Linked DNA regions of Homo sapiens: region 1 is linked to region 2. A link is an interaction called in ENCODE POLR2A ChIA-PET data of the cell type or tissue named here. Cell type or tissue: Panc1. All regions are shown on one strand. Each heading gives the region's core, and the rest is flanking DNA. Links, peaks and the distances in the headings are about the cores only.

What was found. ChIA-PET counts read pairs that join two places held together with the same protein. Peaks named below come from ENCODE experiments on the same cell type or tissue, not always from the same donor. Only the 100,000 strongest peaks of a DNase experiment are listed, where the experiment ranks them.
Region 1: POLR2A ChIA-PET joins it to region 2 with 8 read pairs; 2 of 35 experiments call an interaction of 5 or more read pairs at or near these places.

Annotation. Positions count from the first base shown.
Region 1 is chr11:80,817,996-80,824,286 of GRCh38, reverse strand. No RefSeq gene overlaps it. Among named protein-coding and RNA genes, the nearest start is that of LINC02720, 58 kb to the right of the region's middle. In Panc1, for the core only: no CTCF peak of the experiment used is centred there; no DNase peak of the experiment used is centred there; H3K27ac peaks cover 555 bases.
Region 2 is chr11:80,883,657-80,889,947 of GRCh38, reverse strand. No RefSeq gene overlaps it. Among named protein-coding and RNA genes, the nearest start is that of LINC02720, 120 kb to the right of the region's middle. In Panc1, for the core only: no CTCF peak of the experiment used is centred there; no DNase peak of the experiment used is centred there.

The sequences.
Region 1 (6,291 bases), core at 1,109-5,108, 66 kb after region 2:
CTATGTTCCTGGAATAACATTTCTTGTTTATGGGAGAGCTATATATATATTTTTTTAAACCAGTAACTATTAGGGTTGGTATCATATGTATGCTTACTTCATTAAAATAATATAGGACTTTTTTTCTGTTTCTCTACTTTAAGTTTTTTTAAATGATATTGGGATGAATTTTTAAGGTATTAAGCCTTTTGCTCAATACTGGCATTTTTTTCCCAAATGTCAAGGAGTCCTTTCTGACTAGTCTGTGCCTATATGGTTGGATATTTTTATGATTACCCCAACCACCATCACCTCAAAACTATACTGAAAAAAGAGCTTTGGACAGGAGCAGTAGTACAGGCCAGAGCCTGATAGTGTCAGTGTGGAATTTTCTGGTAGTACGGGCCGGAGCCTGATAGTGTCAGTGTGGAATTTTCTGGTAGTACAGGCCGGAGCCTGATAGTGTCAGTGTGGAATTTTCTGGTAGTACAGGCCGGAGCCTGATAGTGTCAGTGTGGAATTTTCTGGTGTGCAATCCCTCTGTTCCTCAGGGCGACACCCAACAAAATGACCATAGATCTCTTCAAGTTCCTTTTCTTCTGCTAAAATAATACCAATATAACATCAGTATAAGTTCCTCTGGAATTCCTTCAGGCTTTAAAGTTTTTGCCATGAAATGTCTAGGCTAAAATGGATTTTCTAAGATATCTTGTTTCGTGTAAGAACCTTGTATATATATTTGGATACAATTTTGGATTGTATCAAGAATTCTCTCCTATATGTCCTGAGTTAATGCCTTTAAAGCAATGAGCATAGTACTTGCCACAGGGTAAGTTCTCAATAAATATTATTATTGGTGTTATTATATCACTCAATTTTTACAAAACTCCCTGTGAAATAAAGTTGAGAAAGAGTTCTTACGCTCTCTTGCCTAAATCATACCTTTAGAATGTGGTGGCATTACATTGCCGACCCAAGTCTTTTCACTCTGAGACCAGTGCTTTTCCCACTAGATGTTCATAAATGGAGCACCATATACATGAATGAAGAAATAATGCCTTTATCATTATCGATTTAGTAATTGAAATTTAAATATCCATTGTTTTATAAATGTGGGCAATGAATTCAATAGTGCTAACGATTCCTCTCACTTTATCACCAATAGAAATAAAAATAATTTTGTATCATGTTAAAGATGCTGCATGTATATTGAGATAACCTTTATACTTACCACTATTTTGAAATTGTATTAGTTATCAGTCCTGCTCTTGAACTTATTATTTGAATTACCAATAAATATTTATAATTTACTTAAATATAATTTGTTCTTTGCAAGTATATAAATGTATTTTATATTATTTTGAGAAAGGTGTCCATGGGCTTTACCAGATGGCCAAAGTGGTTGACATTACAAAAAATGGTAAAGAACTCCTGATAAACAATTCTGTGATTGTATGACCCTCTTTTCCTATTCTGTATTTTTAACAATATTTCACAAGGGATACATCATTGAGGGATGAATGTTCCCAACATCTCATTCAAAGGAAATTTGAGACATCCACACCTGATAGTTTCTGGCACTGAATTCGCTGAATTCTTCAGCTGGCAGAGTAACCAGATGGATTTTAATTGCCCAGTGAAGGGATAATTTTCCCTAAGAAATCCCACATATGCCAGTACAGCCCTGTGAGCTTGTCACAAGGCATCCGCCTTTGCCAACCTTTTCAGCCGGCTCCAAACAGGGTGCTTTTCAAAGGAATCCTGTGACAACATAAAGCAAAATTTAGTAAATGTCTTTGCTTGATAGGGGAAAAGTGAAATAAATAGCCAGCGAGTGCTCTAGGGAGAAGCTGCAGACAATGCTCTGCCTGTCGCTGAGCACGCTTATCAGTGAACACACAGCCCTTCTGCAAAATGGATTGTGCTTGATCGAATCTGATGCCTCCCCCTGAGGAGATTGGCGAGAGTGTAGAGATGATCAGAGGTTGATGGATTGGGTTATATTCCGTCCTCCTTCAGATCACCAACATTTCCCTTCAATACAGTTCTTGTATTTTTACATTCCCCGCATTTGGAGTGATTTTTGATGTTCTCATAGTCAAAACCATGCTTTGCAGATAACTGTAGAATATGTGAAGACAAGAGTCATGATACATAGAAATGTTTATAAAAATGAAATCACATTGTTACCAAACAGGCAGGGACCAGTATCAGTCATCTTTTCTATCATCTAAGGCTTCATTCAACTGATTAGAATTGTCCATTTGTTTTTAAAAATGAACAGAATTATTATTGCTTAGGTTCTGCTTGGGCATTTATATTTACTAAGGTGTTTGTATCCCATACCTAATTTTGTATGAGAGGAAATGAGTCTCAGGTTAAATAACTTCACCAAAGTTACATAGCTATTACAAAACAGGGTTGTGCTTTCAACTCAGTCTATCCATTTCTAAGCTTTCGTCTTTCCATTATATGCCTTTACGGTTTTTAGAAAAGAGAAAAATATTTTTGATGAAATTTTGGAAGGCTTCTCGAACTACATGTTAAAGAGATGAGTCAAAGTTGTAATCGAAGCAAAGAAAATAAATTTAAAATAAAGAACAATTCTCCTAGAAGCATTTCTCAGCAATAACAATACAAAGCAAAGTTTCCCATTTTAACCTTAAAGCAAGTATTCTACTTTGCTTTAAGTTTCTGTTGATACCTCAATCAAATTAAATTGGTTTTTCCACATAGCAATTTGGAGAAATATCAGGCCCGTTGGGATCAAGTGAAAAACAGATGTGAAATAATATGCATTTTTCATGCGCCCCAAGGGTTGTGACATTTTCGATTTACTGACACTCTGGGGTAAGGAAAACATATCTATAAGCATGAAACCGAAGCTCCTAGTCTCACAACTTGGTTGCTAGAATAAGCTTGTTTAGGTAGTTGGAGAACTTCACTGAATATCTTGTTTAGAAATTTGCAAAGCTTGGTTCTTTTTATACAATCGATCATTTTTGACAGCCAGATATTTCCTTGCTTGGGGAACAGCTGGCTTTAAAAAATGCTGCAACATTAACTCACTTACTTACCCATACCTACCAGTATAAATAATGTTATGCTGTTAGAGAATCTGGCGTAACAAATCCTATTTCAGCTTTTACTCAAATATAGGTATTAATAAAATGAAATGATGCTATGATATCCAGATCATCTTTCCCATGTGCCTAGTGTAAGATTTATTTGGCCATTCCTTAAATTGTTAAAAATAACCCTTGGCTATATGACATAGGGATTCATGGACATTTTGAAGGTCAGAGGGAGGTTTTTATAAAGCTTGTAACAAATGATTAATCTTTCAGTTTTGTGTTTGTTGTGTTATGTGTTTTTGTATGTTTGCTTGTTTTAACCGAGTATTAAACACTATAGACACCTTTACCCCTTACAGACCTCTTGGGACCCCTTGTCCTTTGGGGACTCTCTGCAGTTAAGATATTAACTAAACGCTGGGGATTCAGCTGTAAGAAATGAAAAGCAAGGTGTTTGAGACAATTATGTATATATCCTTTCACTAGTTACACTGATGATAATGGAAATGATAATTCCACTCCATCTGGGCATCTAAAACTACCTGGGGAAGAAACTAAGCATCCCATGTCTCTTATCCACTAAAATAGCTCTATCATTTGCCTCTCAGCTGTCTTACTGAGCTGTCTCAAAGCTGTCAATTGCTCCACAACCTGTTGTATGAACTGGAGATTGTTCTTTTAAGTCACAAAGAATTAAACACCTACAATTTAATAATTTCTACCTATCACTTGTCTGCGCCAGGTAATATTAAAGGTCAGTACTTTAATTTTCACAATAATATTATTTAAAAAGTTATCAATTTTGTGACCATTCTGTGAAGAAAGAAACTGTTGGAGTCATATGACTTGTTCAAAAAGATTAACTTTAACTCCAAAGCTTTGTTGGCCGTTACGTTAAAATTAACAGATCCCTTTTCAAGAAATGCCTCTCAAACTTTGAAAAGCTTCCATGTTGGATCTGCTGTCCTTAGCCTGTAAGCCTCTTGAGAGCAGCCACAGAGTCCTCATAATCTCTGCATTCTAATCTCCTCCCACAGTACTGACCTGGGCTCTCAGCTGTAACCACTCCTGATTGTCAGTCTCACTTTGGATAGAGTAGCACTTTGGTCTCCCAAGTCCCAATTTCTACATCTGACCAATTTTCCAACTCATTTTTAAGGGAAAGTTCAAACTCAAAGATTTAGGAAATGTAAAAAGGCCTTCTTTGCCCTTCGTCTAGAACAGGGGTCAGCAAGTGTCTCCTGTAAAGGGCCAGATAATAAATACTTTAGGATTTGCCTGCCAGTTATGCTTTGGCTGTTGTTTGTATAACCCTTTAATCATGTAGAGCATAAGCCATACAAAAAAAAATGTGCCCTGGCTTGACAAATCCCAGTCTAGAATATAATATTCTTAAATGCATTTAAACCTAGTTGTTCAAGAATTTTAATTTGTTTATCTCCTTTAGCTCAAGTAAAACCAAAGCTTTTATAGCAAGGCCATGTTTATTGAAACTGTTCAAACAGGCCTACCAGTAATAACAACAACAATAATAACAAAGTTTTACTCTTTACTGATTATAAAGGAGATTTAAGCCATAACCCTAAGTGTCCCTTCCTATGTACTCTTGCAGTAAGCATCCTCTGGAGCTTCAACTGACATCTCTCCATCTGCACCCTCCACCACTAAAAGTCTGTCTTCTTTCAGCCAAAAAGGATCTCATAGCTTCTGCCTTTTTCCTTTCTGGATTCTTGTAGATTGGTGTCACATGTCACATAACATGTCACATAACAGTATTTTGGTCAAAGACAAACCACATAAGTGAAGGTGGTCCCATAAGACTACAATGGAGCTGAAAAATTTCTGTCACCTAGTGACATTTCAGCGGTCATAACCTTGTAGCATAGTTACTTTATTTTTTATAAATTTGGTGTAGCCTAAGTGTACAGTGTTTATAAAGTCTACAGTAGTGTATATAATGTCCTAGACCTTCACATTCACTCACCACTCACTCACTGACTCACTCAGTGCAACTTCTATTCCTGCAAGCTCCATTCATGGTAAGTGCCCTATACAGGTGTACCATTTGTTGTCTTCTGTGCCATATTTTTGCTGTACATACTTTATGTTTTAATATGTTTAAATGCACAAATACTTACCATGTGTTACAATTGCCCACAGTAACATGCTACGAATTTGCAGCCTAGGAGCAAGAAGCTATACCATATAGCCTAAGTATATAGTAGGCTATACCATCGAGGTTTGTGTAAGTACACTCTGACATTTGCAGAATGACAAAATCACCTAATGACATATTTTCAGAATGTATCCCCATTTTTAAGTGACACGACTGTAATAGTGTTCCCTAACTCTTTCTCCCCTCCTCTGCTTCTCAGATTCTGTCCTTTCAAGCCGATTGTATAGATCAGTCACGAAGACCTTAGGAACCAGTCGGAAAGAGAAAAGCTCTACTCAGGGTAGTGGGAAGGGCTAAATTATTGCTTGCTGTGTGTGTAGTCAGGCTGGAGGGTGAATGGGGCAGGAGACTGAGGACATGTGGTAAATATAGTAATGTTACTGAATGTTATTCTATCACTAAAGTAATTATAAAATTATATGTATTACAAATTATATATAATGTTATAATTGTTTTTATTATATATATTATATGTGTAATAAATTGTTTTGTCTCTTCCACCTTCCATAATCTCTCTCTCTCTCTCTCTCTCTCTCTCTCTCTATATATATATATATATATATATATATATATATATGAATATTATGGAAGGTGAGAGAGCCAAAAAAAAAAAAAAACTCAATAAAATCTTTCCCAGATAAAGAGGAGGTGGAATGGGGAAAGGAGATCTGGGAGATTAGGCAGATGGATGTTCTAGTCCTGGCTTGTCCATGAAATAGCCTATTTGTCTGTGTAGTCCTCTCCTGGACTTCAGTACCCCACCTGTAAAACAGTGATGTTGAACTAAAAGAACTCTAGTTTCTTCACAGTATTGTTATTCTATCAGAAAGAGAAGAAAAACAAGTTTCCTTGCCATTTAGTATATTGAAAATTCACTTCTCATTTTTGTTAAAGAGTTGTCTTAATTTTATCTGTAAAACTGTAGCAGCAAGTTGTTCAAAGTCTATAGACACACACAAACACACACACACGCAATTTTTTTCCTCAGCTCCTAAAAAAGTTTATGATTGTTAATAGAACAAGTTGTGATTGAAGGTGAGGGGTTTGCTATTATTGGAGCTG
Region 2 (6,291 bases), core at 1,162-5,161:
TATATTAATAGATGAGGTTAACAAGAGAAAACTGGGTACAGATTATACTCTGTACTAATTTTGCAAATTCTGTAAACCTAAACTTATTCTAAAATAAAGTAGGTAATTTCGAAGGTATTCCTTAAATGACGTAAATAGCTTTAAGCTCAATTTTTAATACTCTTTTAAAATCATTCTCATTGTTCAATATAGTAGCTACTAAACACATGTGGTTATTGAGCATATGAAATGTGTCTAGCCCAAAATGAGATGTGTTTTAAAGTGTAAAATACATACTTCATTTAGAAGACTTACTCCATATTTAAAAATATAATGTAAAATATTCCCATTAATAACTTCTATATTGAAATGATATTTCAGTCCTATTGGGTTAAATAAAATATCTTATTAAAATTGATTTTCCCTGTTTCTTTTTATTTTTTTAATATGGCTACTAAAACATTTAACATTTTATGTGTGGCTTGCATGATGTTTAGATTGGATAGCAGTTAACAAGGGCATGTTTGAGTATTTTTAAGGGACCAGATATATAAATGAAAAGTTTCAGCCTTTGGGGCAGATTTTACATACAGTTATTCATTTGTCCAAGATAGTGTCTAAGACCAGACTATGCCCTATGAAGAATCTGATGCCTGGTCTTGGAGTCTAACTTCTCACCTCAGATATTGCCTACAGGGCCCATCAGCTGTGCTGCTAAGATTACCCTGTGCATTATTTTCCTCCAAGGATTCTCCGAGATATCTCATGGTCTGTATGCACCAAAGACAGACAAGACAGCAAAACCTTCTTTCTCTCCTTTTGTCTAAAACTGCAGGTTTTTCCATGAATTATGTGTGATTGTGTCCAAAGCTCACAAACCCCATTGCCTGAAGTGGTGGTTTAAGTAAGTATAGGACTTTATTTGAGCTGTCTTCTGGGTTATTTTTGGTGAGGTGACTTTTTTTTTTTTTTTTTAACGAACAAGCTACCGTATTTTTTCTACCTGGAGAAGTTCTCATTCTTTGAGACCTAGCTCCAGGCACCTCTTATTGTCAAGATGTTCTCCTCCTAATGTTCAATGTCCCTATGTTCCAAGAATACTGGGTGAAACAAACACTGCTTTTTACAATGCTGCAAAATGTTCGTGTCAGGTTTGTAGAGATTTATTTTACCCACTTCATTTTGAGATCATTCGCAGAAACGACTGTGTGCCTTCTATAGTAGAATGATGTGGGTAATAATTTTTTAGGCTGAAATAAGTTTCAGTTCTTTATTTGGACAAACGTAAATCCAATGAATACTCAAATATATATTAGGCAAAACTATCAGAATAATATAAAATAGTAGGTAGCTAATAAATGAATGTGTAGGTCACAGTGTCAATCCTGTATGTACACATAGGTCAAGTTTCTTAAATATCATATGCATAGGTCAAGTTTCTTAAATACCATGCGCATAGGTCAAGTTTCTTAATATGCTACTTAACTACTTAACTTCAATTACATTTATACAGATATGATTTACAACTTCCCAGCCCTTTCAAAATATACTGTTTCTCCCTATCATCTGCCTTATTGTCTACCCCACTCTCTTTCTAAATTACTAAGTGATGCTATTTTACCCTGCTAAAGCTGATGATTCTCCTATACATGTTAATGGTTAGAATTAATTTTGAAGAAAATGGTAAAATAAGAGAGACTTTGGGTAACTTAAGGGAAGATAAATCAGTTCAGGCCTCCAGTAGACCAAAGGGAAACACAGGCCTGGTATGACAGCAATAAAATTACATTCCATAATTATACTGTTTGAACTTTGATGCACTCCTACTATTTGGGAAAGGAAAGAAGAAGTTACTTGTAACAGAGCTAATAGAACCCATAAAAATTTTTAAAATTTGATAAATGTCACCATATATTACAATTAAGAACATCTAGTTATCAGGAAAGCAAAAAAATAGACTAGAAGAAGATATTTATAATACATATATCTGACAAATAACTTATATCTAGGCTATATAAACAATGTCTATAAATCAATAGGAAAATGGCAGACAAGGCAATGGAAAAAATGAGCAAAGGACTTGGGTACTTCAAAAACAAGGATATCCAAATAGATATTAAAACACATGAAAAAGTACTCAAGTTCATTAGTCACCAGGTAATGTAAATTACAAAAAAAAAAAAAATGCTATACTAATATGTACTCACCAGAATATAGCTAAGATGAACAAGATGGAAAATACCAAGTGTTGGCAACTGGATGAACCAGAACTCTCCTACTCTAATGGTGGGGGTGTAATTTGGTACAGCCATCTTGAGAACTATTTGACAATATATACTATAGGTGAACCCATATATACCCTCAGCAATCCAATTTTAGATATATCAACAGAATGTATATGTGTATTTGCCAATATTCACATCCTAGAATGTTTATTGAAACCCTGTTCATAAGTGCCACAAATCAAAACCTATATGAATGCCCAATAGTAAATGAATAAATTAGTTGTATGTTCACACAACAGAATACTATAAAGCAGTGAGAGCAAGGTGATCACCAATTACATTTGCAAATGTAGATTACACAAAATTAATATTGGGGGAAACATCAGACAAAATAGAGAACATACAATAAGAATCAATTTTATATTAAATTCAAAATGAGCTAACCTAATTTATGTTGTTGGAAGTCAGAACAGAAGTTAGCCCTGGGTGAGGGCTGGGAATAGAGACTGGATGGGAACACAAGAGCTGTCTAGGGTGCTAGTTATATGTATGTTTTTAGTTGTAAAAATATATCAAACTATCCATTCTTGAAACATAAGCAAATTCCAATAAAATAATTTACACATACAATGCTGCATTGCAAATTTTTGTCCATTTTAGGCACTGGGACAAACTAGAGTGCTAAACCATCCAGAAAGCACTCATAGGAGGTTGCATGGGAATGAAGCCTTTATACAGATCCAACAATAGTATTGGTTAGGGTTAGGGATAAGGTTAGGGTTAGTGTTAGTGTTAGGGTTAGAGTTAGAGTTAGGTTTAGGGTTAAAATTTAGGGTTAGGGTTAGGGTTAGTGTTAGGGTTAGAGTTAGAGTTAGGTTTAGGGTTAAAGTTTAGGGTTAGGTTACAGTTTATACAGGTGTGCTTGGGCCAATCTGTAGTTAAGACTGATGGAGAGCTATTCCTGGTACTTTAGAACTCAGATACTGAGAACTTCACATGCATTATGTAAATTAATCTGCACAACAGTTTCAAGAGGTAGGAAATATTATTATCTCTATTTTACAGAAAAGAAATATGCTTGATTTGCCCAAGATAATAGTAGATTCACACTTCTCCCTGTCAATCTGACTTCTAAACCTGACTACTTAGCTGCCATGCCACAGTCTATTTTTCTTATTATCCTTTTTACCTTAGATTCCCTGCTTTTTAGGGTAATATTTTCAGGGCAATTATTGACTGGTGGTGACTTATGGGCCTCTCTGCACAACTCAGAGATCCCTGGATTTAGAATTACAATATGAGATTTGTGTACCATGTTACTCTGTGTACCTAGAATACAGATTTTCTCATTATGCTGATATACCCTCTGCAAGCAATTAGGAATTAATACCTCATGGGATGTGTATTTAGTGAGGAGTCACATTAACTCAATGATAGAAAGAAACTAGACTTCCTGTAAAGAAACTTGAATTTAGTTCCATTTTGTATCATCAAGTTGTGTGATTCTACACATAACATATGTATCTTCTGCGCTTCAGGTTTTGTAGCTGCAAGACGGAAAGAATAATTTCTGATTTGCAAATTGTAAGCTGGGCATGGTGGCTCATGCCTGTAATCCCAGCACTTTAGGTGGCTGAGGTGCAATAATCTCTTGAGCCCAGGATTTCAAGACCAGTCTGGGCAACATGGCACGACCCCATCTCTACAACAACAACAAAATTTTATCTGGGCACGTTGGTGCACACTTGTAGTCCCAGCTACTAGGAAGGAAGAGATGGGAGGTTCTCCTGAGCCAGAGAGGTTGAGGCTTCACCGAGCTGTGATTGTGCCACTGCATTCCAGCCTAGCAACAGAGGAAGACACCCTGTCTCAAAACAAACAAACAACAAACAAACAAACAAAAAACAAATTGTTTTCTCTTTTACCTTTTTGCTTCTTTTTCTTGCTTTCCTTTATTTATGTATTGGCATTTTTGAGCACTTATGCTATGTTATATAAACCTGACAAATCCTGGTGAATTCTAAGATGGGAAACAGTTCCGAGTGTTTTTACTAACAGTCACGGTGAGTGGCAGGAAGCAGCAGCAGAGCCAGGATTTTGAGACCACAAGCTAACAAAAAGGAGCCCTTCTTTAGGAAGACACCCACATACACCATTAGGTAAGGAAGTGTATATTTATTTGGAATTTAAAAAATTAAAACAAGTAACTTGAGATTTTAGGTCCTTCTTGAACAAGACATGCTGACATAGACACACCTATATGGACATTCGTTCTTATAAAAACTTAACTCCGGGCAGGCGTGGTGGCTCACGTCTGTAATCTCAGCACTTTGGGAGGCTGAGGCAGGCAGATCAGTAGGTCAGGAGATTGAGACCATCCTGGCTAACACGGTGAAACCCCATCTCTACTAAAAATACAAAAAATTAGCTGGGCATGGTGGCGCACACTGGCAGTCCCTACTCAGAAGGCTGAGGCAGGAGAATTGCTTGAACCCAGGAGGCGGAGCTTGCAGTGAGCGGAGATTGCACCACTGCACTCCAGCCTGGGCAACAGAGAGAGACTCCGTCTCAAAAAAAAAAAAAAACAAAAATGAAAACTTAACTCCTTCTATCTGCCTAGAACACTCTCTAACTCCCAGTCATTTCCAACACTACAGTGGCCCATGCAAGTAAGAAGACCTGAAATTTAAGCAACAAAAACTTCATATGTCTGCCTCTGAAAAGAGGTGAAAGCTATTGCAGTGTGGTGGAGAGTTAGAATTCTAAGACAGCCCCAAGATCCCCACCTGCCTAGTTAACACACCCTGCACAATCTTCTCCCCTTGACTGTGCTGGGAATTATAAATGTAATAGATGTCACTGTCTGATTAGGTTATATTACATGGCAAAGGTAAAGGGGTTTTGCAGATATAACTAAGATCCCTAATCAGTTGATAGTGAATTAGTCTAAAAGGCAGATGATTCTGGTTAGACCTGAATCAAGTAAGCAATTAAGGGAGGAATGGGAAAGGTTCTCCTACTGCCCTTGAAGAAGCTGTTATGTCATTTAGGGGCCATGTGGCAAGGAACCATGAATGGCTGTGAGAAACAAAAAGCTGATGGGCAGCAAAAAAAAAAAAAAAAAAAAAAAAAAAAAAAAAAACACAAGAAACAAACAAACAAACAAAAAACCCACAAAACAAAACAACCAAAAAAATAACCCAGGGACCTGAGTTCTATGACGGTAAGAAATGGAATTCTGCTAACAACTATGTGAACTTTGAATGGGACCCTAACCTCCAGAAAGCAACACAGCTGGGCTGACATCTTGATTGCAGCTCTGTGAGACCCTGGAGAGAGGGCCACAAAGAACTCATGACTCCCTTTTATGGGACTCAGTGTTTTGAAATGGAACAATGTTATTTCCAAGGATTTTTCAGCTCTGACAGTTCTGTGAGTCTAGTGCTATCAGATGACAAGTTCCATGAATGCCAACAGTACCCCTGGACTTTTTGAATGACTTAATGAATCGAGAAAGCCAGTTCTCTTTCAATTCATTTTGTTTTGATATTTTTGATTCTGTTTCAATATTTTCTTTGTACAAAATGTAATAATAGAATAGCACATGATTCATTCTCAGAAATGCTCTATTAACTTAGATTAACCACACCTAAAATAGGAACCCTCTTGACCTGAGAGTTTTCATTTAGAACTTGCTGATTCAATAGAAAGACATCAAATTATATCCACTGTTAATTTTAAATTAACTCAAAGTATTTAATTAACACTTCTTCAAACAGAAAAGAAATAAAGATACTTTCCACTAAAGGCAATGAAGACCACTTAAGAGATTTTTGTAAATCAAATTAAAAACCTGTATCCATTCAAACTCTTTCACAATTAAGAACATTCATGGTAGAGATGTATGTAAAGCAATCAGTATCTCTGGGGAATGATTGAGGGAGGGATACTAAGCAACATTTGATTAAATGTTGAAATTAAGTGAAGATGAAGCTTTGCATAATTATAGGAGAACCCAGTTCCTCGGGTATATGTTAAAACAAGAAGGAAAAATATAAAACTCGTGAGTTCGCTAAAGACCATTCAA